Linked DNA regions of Homo sapiens: region 1 is linked to region 2. Evidence: read pairs that join two places in POLR2A ChIA-PET (ENCODE). Cell type or tissue: PC-9. All regions are shown on one strand.

The links. Peaks named below come from ENCODE experiments on the same cell type or tissue, not always from the same donor. Only the 100,000 strongest peaks of a DNase experiment are listed, where the experiment ranks them.
Region 1: POLR2A ChIA-PET joins it to region 2 with 5 read pairs; 2 of 35 experiments call an interaction of 5 or more read pairs at or near these places.

The regions. Positions count from the first base shown.
Region 1 is chr4:53,993,986-53,998,985 of GRCh38, reverse strand. No RefSeq gene overlaps it. Among named protein-coding and RNA genes, the nearest start is that of CHIC2, 68 kb to the left of the region's middle. In PC-9, no CTCF peak of the experiment used is centred here; no DNase peak of the experiment used is centred here.
Region 2 is chr4:53,539,268-53,544,267 of GRCh38, reverse strand. All of the region lies in intron 2 of LNX1 (ligand of numb-protein X 1), which reads left to right. Among named protein-coding and RNA genes, the nearest start is that of LNX1-AS1, 42 kb to the right of the region's middle. In PC-9, no CTCF peak of the experiment used is centred here; a DNase peak (open chromatin) is centred at 2,557; H3K27ac peaks cover 596 bases.

The sequences.
Region 1 (5,000 bases), 450 kb before region 2:
TTTTGATGAGTAAATTAGAATTTTAATATGGGCTTAATTGTTTTTTTTGCGACGGTGTCTCAGTTTGTCACCCAGGCTGGAGTGCAGTGGTGTGATCTTGGCTCACTACAACCCCTGCCTCCCGGGTTCAAGCAATTCTCCTGCCTCAGCCTCCCGAGTAACTGGGATTACAGGCGCCTGCTACCACGCCTGGCTAATTTTTTTATTTTTAGTAGAGATGGGGTTTCACCATCTTGCCCAGGCTGGTCTCGAACTCCTGACCTCAGATGATCCACCCACCTCAGCTTCCCAAAGTGCTAGGATCACAGGCGTGAGCCACTGTGCCCAGCCCAGTAGTTTGGTTTTAAAACTACACTTGGCTCTACCCTCCACGTTAGAATTGGGAGGAAGGAAAGAAGACCATGTATATTTTCAATATTTTTATCAATTATATCTTCCGGCTGGATGTGGTGGCTCACACCTGTAATCTTAGCACTTTGGGAAGCCGAGGTGGGAGGATTACTTGAACCCAGGAGTTCAAGACCAGCCTGGGCAACATAGCAAGAACCTGTCTCTATTCTTATTTTTAAAATTTTAAAAAAAGATGTCTTCCCTTACCTCTCTAACCTAATTTTATAATGACAATAAGGCTTAGGAAGTTTATCACTTATCTTCCATTGCAGGTTGTTAGTGATTTTTAAAAATCCCAAAAGTGATCATTTAGAATCCTTGTAAGAAAGCATGACCACAACTGGCTCACTGTAACTGAAAGAGCATCGCCTATGCCTGGGGAACTGAAAGGTAAATTGTTGGATTCCAGCCACTCAAAAATTGTTTATCTGTCTCTGTAAGTGGTTAAGTTTTAGTTCTATCTACTGCCCAATCTGAGAACTGTGACTTAGACATTTAATTATTTATTGCTTGTCCGTGTGAAAACATTTAGAATGGCTGGCAGCCTACCAGACCCCGAGTTAAACATTCTACAGCCTGACTAGACTGTTGGGTAGCCAACTTCACATCAGATTAAACACATTCTCTTCATGATGAATAGCTTGGAACCTAAAAACTTAATTTCGTTACAAAAAGTGCAAGGGGTGTGTTGTTTTCTAAATTAAAATTATTTTATGTTTTACTGCCACCGATCCAATTGTGGTTGTCAAATGTATTTTCTTTGGTGCTGGTAGGATGGAAGGGAAAGGGACAATGAGGGACTTTTGGGACTAATAAAATTTAAAAAAGGACTCCTACAAGGTTGGACACAATGCAGCCTAGGGATGAACAGTCATGAATTTTGTACTGAAAAAATTTACATTTCATTAACATTTTAAATTACAAAGGCAGGTCTACAAATACCGATTTGTGTGTTTGTGTGTGTGTGTGTGCTCATTGCATTTTCCAAGCAAACAAGTGAATAATGTGCTAACTGTATCCTTTGTTTTTTTATTTTTGATTTCTCTTTTTATTGTAAAACGTAAGCTGTGATGTGTAGTGACATTAATTTTAGTAAAACCTACTTTACGTTCTCTATAGATAATATGCACATAAAGTCTACATAATGTTTTCTTATGTAATAAATGCTTTGGGATAATGAAGGGTACTTCGAGCATCATTCCTCAGCTGTTTAGTAAACCAGCTCTACAGAGACTTGCCTTTCTAATTCTGCAGCTACATGGGTAGAAATTAATCTACTTGAAAATGAATTAGCAATATAAAAATGTAATATTTTATGATTAATATTAACTAGAAATTAAGACTGAATTATTCAACTTCAGTTTGCCATTCTTTGAAAGAAGTTACATTTTGGGAAGTTCTGTGAAGTTAGAAAAAGTTTGAAAGTGTGTTGCGGGAAATAGTGGCTGACTAGTGTAATGAATTGAAACGTTGGAATCAAGAACTCTGTGCCCAAGGGACCTGGCTGTCCGCAGGCTGTCATTTGAGGGTAAATGACAAGCAGGTGCCTGAGAAATGACAGGAAAGGCCCTACTTTTGGTCGTTGGCATCAGTACTAATAACCTTCTGGCTTTAGACCATGATTGAGGAATATATTTTCTGTGAGCACAATTGTGTATCATATAAATTTCAAGTGTGTTAACTAGTAGCAGAAAACTACAGTATCTAAAATTGTTTTTGCTGACCAAATGCCTTTTGACCAGAATCCCCCATTTAAGAGCTTGTCATTGTGCAGTTTGAAAATTTAGCTACTTAAAAAAAAACTTTAGATATATTTTTGATAAAACTATAAAATATACTTGAAAAATCACAAAGTTTTAAACACTTTTATAAGTGTACTTTTTGCTTTATTGAATGCCTGGAGCAGTTTCAGAAACTTACATAGTTTGGGAGTTCTCAAAGAAACAGCCATCAATGACGAATATAGCCTTTTGATGTTCCAGAGTACCGCACTCTGACAGTTGTCTTTCTTACACTGTCTTCTTCCACCACTATGGTGTCCCTATAATTATGCTTCAAATGTGCTGTCATTTTTGAATGCTACATTTTCACACATGAGTGGATAGACATGAACAGTGTTTTGGTTCTTTCCTTTGTTTCCCCTATTGAACTACTTTTTTTAGTAAGTCCATGTTAATTAAAATTCTAATGTTCTCATCAAAATTGCATTTTTGGAATAAATTTGTATCAGGATCAAATGACATTAAATCATTCAAAATCAATTAGAGAATGGTTTTAATTAATTGAACAGAAAGATGAAGTAAAGGAGCTGACATTGTTAAAACCTATTTACTGATAATTTAATAGTATGTTAAAATTTGTTTAAAGAGCTGGCTGCAGTGATTCACGCCTGTAATCCCTGCCCTTTGAGAGGCTGAGACAGAAGGATCGCTTGAGCCCACAAGACCAGCCTGGGCAACACAGTGAGACCCCATCTCTAAAAAAACTTTTAAAAATTAGCCAGGCATGGTGGTATGCGCCTGTAGTCCCAGCTACTTGGGAGGCTAAGGTGGGAGGATCCCTTGAGCCCAGGAGTTTGAGAGCAGCCTGGGCAACATAGGGAGAACCCATTTCTACAAATAAAAATAACATGTAAAAAAGCTGGGAATGATGGTGCATACCTGTGGTCCCAGCTGCCAGGATGGTTGAGGCTGCAGTGAGCCGTGGTCACGCCACTGTTCTCCAGCCTGGGCAGCAATGAGACCCAGTCCCCCTGCCAAAAAAAAAAAAAAATTATTTAGAGTATTTTGGGGTGATATATAAAATCATAACAGCTTAAAACGGAATACAACGAAAAAGACAATTTTTAAATAGTTAAAAGTGTTGGCGAGATAGAGGAAGTCAATCATAGTCTTGGAATAACATTTAGATTTCAGAATTTGAGTTTTTATGTTTGTTTTGACAAAATGGTTCTTTTGCTTTCTTCAACAAGAGGTTTAAGGCTTTGAACTTTTTGAAACTTTGATATAATTGTTGAAGTTTTTTAAACAAATCCTATAGAAATAGGAGACTGCTAATATGAAGAAGATAGAACATACTATTACAGCAAATTTATTTACTCACAAAAATTGCTTTTCCAAGGTAATCTTTTTCAAAAACTTACTGACATTTTAATGCCAAGTGTGTTTTCTTTGTCCCTAGTTTTAACAGTTTTAAAATACATGATTAACCTTTTTTCCTGAAACTGAAAGGAATCTGGACCAATTTTTTTAATCTATGCTTAAAAGCCACTCTTTTGATATGTTTTTCTTCATAGGACAGCCCATTATATTTAAATAGATAAATTGTCTCAGTTATTTCACACTAGCTGTATGACTTTATTTCTGTTATCCCCAGCAACTACATTTTTAGCTTTAAAGAATATTTTTATTGCTTTTGCATCAATTTCAAGTTTCAATATACAAAAGAGAGTAGTAACTAGTTCCTATGCTCTTCAGTCTGCTTCCCCAAGTAATCATTCTACTGTGAGGTGTTTTGTTTTTGGTATTGGCATTTTGGTATTAGGATTCATTATTACTAGTTATCAAGGAGACTCATTATTACACTGTGTCCCCTAATCATGTATAACCAGTGGCCTGGCAAAGCAGAAGACGACTTCCTCAAAAAAAAAAAAAAAAAAAAAAAAATCGTAGTTTACTTTAAGAGTTGACACTGCTGTAACCCAAAGACCTATTGAACTTACATTGCTGGTTGAGAAGCACACATCCAAAAAATCCAGTTATCTTCTGATCCACAATAAATTTTTGGAAAATAATCTGAAAACCAATTGTCCTCCATTATGACTAATGCACAATTTATTAAACTTAGATTTTTTGAGTGCAGTAACAGAACTAGAAATGTGTTGCTGTGTTACTCTGTTCTTGTACTGCTATAAAGAAGTACCTGAGACTGGGTAATTCATAAAGAAAAGAGGTTTAATTGACTCATAGTTCCACAGGCTGTACGGGAAGCATGACGGCTTCTGCTTGGCTTTTGGGGAGGCCTCAGGAAACTTATGGCAGAAGGCAAAGGGGAAGCAGGCACTTCCTACATGGCGAGAGCAGGAGGAAGAGAGAATGAAGGGGGAGGTACTACACATTTTTATAAACAACCAGATCTTGTGAGAACTCACTATTACCAGAATAGCAAGGGAAAAATCTGCCCCCATGATCCAGTCACCTCCCACAAAGCCCCTCTTCTAACATTGGGGATTACAGTTCAACACGAGATTTGTGGGGGAACACAGACCCAAACCATACCAATTACTAAAGAAATGGGAGACATTTGAATTTGGTGAAGAAATGGTCTAAGGTCTAAGCTTGGCCCAACCTCGGGCATCATGCCAAGTATAAAGGATAGCAAAGAGAATAATGCCTTTTGGTTTCTAAAGAGTTGAGGCTGGAGGAATAAGCATGTAACATGGTATGAAAAGTGCTAATAATCAAGGAAAGTAAGTGATAGGGTGGATCTTCAAAGGAGCAATATATTTGGGGTGGAAAGGTCATAGGTTGCATGGGTTGAAGCTTAACACATGAAAAGGCTGTGTTAAAAAAGTACTGATGATTTCTGTATGATTGGAAAATATGGGGAGA
Region 2 (5,000 bases):
AGCTGAGATGGCACCACTGCACTCCAGCCTGGGCAACAGAGTGAGACTGTCTCAAAAAAAAAAGAGAGAGAGAGAGAGAAATCAGCACCTCTCAGGTGCTTACTAATTTCTATGTACTGCTCTCAAACACCTAGATAGTCTATTTCAGAGAATTTAAAAGCCCAATGACAGCTAGGCAGGTGTGGTGTCTAGGGTTCAAAAATAGGACAGTGAAGGTGAAGAAGACTAAGATAAAGTGTTTGTTCCATGTAACTCAGGTGTTGTTTCTTCAGTTACAAAAGACCCAGAGATGAGGTCAATGTGTGTTTGGTTTTTTCTGTTTGTTTACTGTGGTGGTGTTTTTATTGTTTTGTTTTTTTGTTTGTTTTTGTTTTTTAATCCCCCATTCAGTTGCTTAGTGTCATCTAAAGAAAGCATCATGGAGATTTGTTTTTTCTTTCCCAGTTTCTTTGGACATAAGCTGCTCTCTTCTTTCTTGGCATGGTTGACAGGGTTGAATTGAGGCATATGGATCTCAAAGGAGCCCAGTGATGTGATCCTCCTTCAAATTCTTAACATTTGTTTACCATTTAGCAAAGGCAGGGAATTTCTATTAATAAAAATAGTGGTTTACAGAAACAGATTTTCCTTGTCCAGTGAAAGTAAATTAATGTTCTGAAAAAAAAAATTGAGCAAGATATTTCCTACTTCTTGGAAGTTCTCTGTTCAGCGTTTTCTTTGTATAGTGTGATTTTTTTTTCTTCTTTTCCAAGCTAGGTAGCCTCCTGGTAGATGAATTAAGAGTTTACACTTAGGTAGCATAAAGAAAACATTCATTCCTGGGAAGAGTATAATTTAATAACAAATACTTATCAAATGTGTATGACATATCAGGCATGTTCTAGGCTGTGGGGATTCTGCAGTAAACTTATATTCCAGTGAGAGGGCAGTAAATAAGCACACATGTAGTACATCAGATGGAAATAAGTGGCATGAAATAAATAAAGCAGGTAAGGAGATGCTGTTCTACATAAGCAGGCCTTGCCAAGAAAGCAGCAGAACCCAGAAAGAAGTGAGGAAGGGAGCCAGCCATGAGGGCAACTGACCTTCGGATAACAGTAGCACACAGGACAGACGTGGTGGCTCGTTTCTGTAATTATAACACTTCGGGAGGCTGAGGCAGGAGAATTGTTTGAGCTCAGGAGTTTGAGACAAGCCTGAGCAACATAGTGAGACCCTCATCTCTATTTAAAAACAAAAGTAGCAGACAGGACAATCTGACTCCAAATCCACACCTATGAAGTGCTAATGATTCCTACAGCACAGGATTCCTGAGTAGCAAGTGAGAACCACGTTAGAGGAGCTGGCACCTGGGTGGGCTCATGACCATCAGTTCCCTCTACTTCCACTTGCTTTCCCCCTGATTTATTCCTGATGGGAGAGGGGGGTTCTTACCGGGTTAAACATCACTCTGGGTCACGTGTTCCGAATACAGATTTAAATGCAATTGCAAATGCCAATGGCCTTCTCCACCTTGACCCCTATTCTTACTCAGTGTAAATTAATGTTGAATTTTCTCATTCCGAAATTGTGTTGCCTTCTAAATTACTCCAGTCTGTTCATGTCTTTGTCATGGATTTTCTCTAATTGCAGATGTACCCATGTCTAACCTATTTTTTCCCTCCTCTTGCCTCTGTCCTCTATGGCATTCCCCACCTCAGTGTCATCCATAAATTTTGTGACACTTGCTCCTAGGTCATCAGTCAGAGTATTGATTCAGATCAATGTGATGGTGATTGTTAGGACACTCTTTGAAACACCTTCCCATGGCTGGGCTTAATGCCCCCTTAGTTTGTGATTTCTGATCATTTTCAGCTTTCTTTGGACTAACAGTGAATATAAAATCCCAAGACACTGCGCATTCAGCTCAATCCACCCCCTACCCCATCCCTTTGTATTCTTAATTACAACAACAGTATTACAATCTTTAAGATAATCTCATGAATTTGTCTGTGATCATTTAAATGCAAACTGTCCTTTGTTTATTTATCCCTGGTTTTCTGGAAACTCAATTTTACTTTCCTAATAGTTATTCCCAATTTTTCAAGCTGACAATTGCATATCTCATACACTAATTTTTCACTACCCTTTCCTTCTGTTTTCTCTCTGCATCACTATCACATGTTGTTGGCCTTGTTCCAGTCTTCTGACATCCCCCTGAGTGCAAGGTAATTTTTCAGAAATAATTATTCATTTTTACTGCACCATTGTTCAGTAAGCATATTAGTCAAATTCTATTCCCCAGGGCCATGTGTCATCTGGAGCAGCTGATTTATGCATGCTCATGTTTGCCAAATATTCCTTCACCTATTTTTTGTCCAAGCTTATCTGTGAGGGGTTTATATAATTCTCCAAATTTCACTTATTACAAAGCTATCTGAAAGTAGTTTAGCACTGCAGGGTTTAAACATTTTTATTTTAGTGTTTGCCTCTTTTACTTGTAAATCTGTGTTCCTTCAAGCTTCTTGGCCTACTTTTTTTTAATGACTCAGACTGAGCTTACAAATTTTTAAGTGATTGCTAAGTATTAAGTCGTTCTGTTTTGGCTCATGTGTATTTTTTTCTGCTGAGCTTAATTGAAACAGTCCGTTTTCTTGGCCTTATATTGTTCTTGTCTCAAGTCAGAACTATTCAGTGATCCTAAGAATTTGACACACAACTGAATAGATCCCTGCTTTTTCCATTTGATATAAATGGTTAGAATCTACACTAAAAGAATCATGAACTCTAAGTCTCTTTTAGAAAAAAAATATATATGAAATGTGCTGATTAGATCAGTCTTAGAAACTACCAAGTGTGTCATCTTCCAAAAGCATGGAACTTTCCACTATGTGAATAGTTTGGCACTAATTGTTCACACTTTTCCTTAGAGAAATAATTTTTTTCAGCCCAACCTCTTTTTTTTGACATGATCTTGCCAAGTCAGTGTAGTTTTAGAGAGCCATTTGCTGAAGTTGATTCAGTTGCTAATGGTATCCTAACTTGGTTGTTACCTCCACCCACTCACTAGAGAATCCTGAAATCACAGAACGCATTCCTGCCATTTCTTTCTTTCTTTTCTTTTCTTTCTTTTTTTTTTTTCTTTTTTTTTTGAGTTAGAGTCTCGCTCTGTCACCCAGGCTGGAGTGCAGTGGCGTGGTCTCGGCTCACTGCAAGCTCTGCCGCCCAGGTTCAAGGGATTCTCCTGCCTCAGCCTCCCAGGTAGCTGGGATTACAGGCAAGCACCAACATACCCAACTAATTTTTGTATTTTTAGAAGAGACAGGGTTTCACCATGTTGGCCAGGCTAGTCTTGAGCTCCTGACCTCAAGTGATCCGCCCGTCTCAGCCTCCCAAAGTGCTGGGATTACAGGCGTCAGCCACCATTCCCAGCTCTCCTGCCATTTATTTTTAGAATCAAATACAGTGCCCTTATTTTACTAAAGACAAATGTTTGACCCCAATAAGTGAGGATACTTAAATCAGCACTGTGTCGATGTCTACACAGTCTGTAGCTCTGTTTATAATAATAACAGGGGGGTTTTTTTGTTTTTTGTTTTTTGTTTTTTGAGACAGAGCTTTGCTTGTTGCCCAGGCTGGAGTGCAGTGGCGCAATCTCGGCTCGCTGCAACCTCCCCCTCCTGGGTTCAAGCAATTCTTCTGTCTCAGCCTCCCGAGTAGCTGGGATTACAGGCACCCACCACCATGCCCAGCTAATTTTTTGTATTTTCAGTAGAGACGGGGTTTCACCATGTCAGCCAGGCTAATAACACTTATTTTTAACAAGCTTTCTTACAAGGTGGCATGGCACCTTGAGGTTGAGTTGGAGCACACTCAAGTAAAGCCTCACTATCTTTTCTGGGGAGGCGGGGACAGGGTCTCACTCTCACTCAGGCTGGAGTGCAGTGGCGGAGTCATGACTTACTGCAGCCTCAACCACTCGGGCTCAAGCCATCCTCTCTCCTAAGCCCCCCGAGTGGCTGGGACTACAGGTGCACGCCCCCATGCCTGGCTAATTTTTGTATTTTTTTTTAGAGACAGGGTTTTGCCATGTTGTCTAGACTGGTCTCAAACTCCTGAGCTCAAGCAATCTGCCAGCCTCAGACTCTCAAAGTGCTGGGATTACAGATGTGAGCCACCATGTTGTCATTTGGAGTTGTTAGCAAGAATGGGGTAGTTGCTATGCCATCTTATTTTATTCAGATAGCACTAGATTTGGTATTGATTAGTAGCCCGAGCAAAAACAACTGGAGCAACTGAAAATACTGAAAATACTGAATTTCCAGTTCTAACCACATGGCCAAGTCAACCTTTGCCATGGATGCCCCATGCAAGGACAGTAGAAATCCTAATTGCAGCTGGTTACAGAGAAGGAACAGCCTCACTGGGGTTGACTCCCTCAGCAGATTACAAGAAACCATTGTCCCTGTCCTCCAAAAGCTGACTTTGAAAATATGAAGCGAGCAATATCTTTGATAGTGTGGGTTTTGGGTAACAGCAGTCCTGGTATTTAGAGACTTGTGTATACATACATGTTAAGGAGATCATTTTAAGATCAGAGCAGGCATTAAACAAGTTAGAACAAAAACATTTTCTGCAACTGAATATTCATATGAATCATGTGCTCACATTATACTAGAGAAATTTCAAAGCTCAAATCTTTTCAAAGTCCTACAATTCTTACACAAACAGTCATTTAAAGGAGAAACTAAAAAAATTAGCTGGGCATGGTGGCACATGCCTGTAGTCCCAGCTACTGGGAAGGCTGAGGTGGGAGGATTGCTTGAGCCCCAGGAGGTTGAGGCTGCAGTGAGCAGAGATTGCACCACTGCACTCCAAGGCGGGCGACAGAGTGAGACAGGTCTCAAAAATTAAACTAATACAATAAAGAGAAACTAAAGGACATCTGAGCATTTTTATCAGCCCAAACATAACTCAGTAGGTAAATATCTGTATACTTCACTATTCTTTTTATAGTGAGA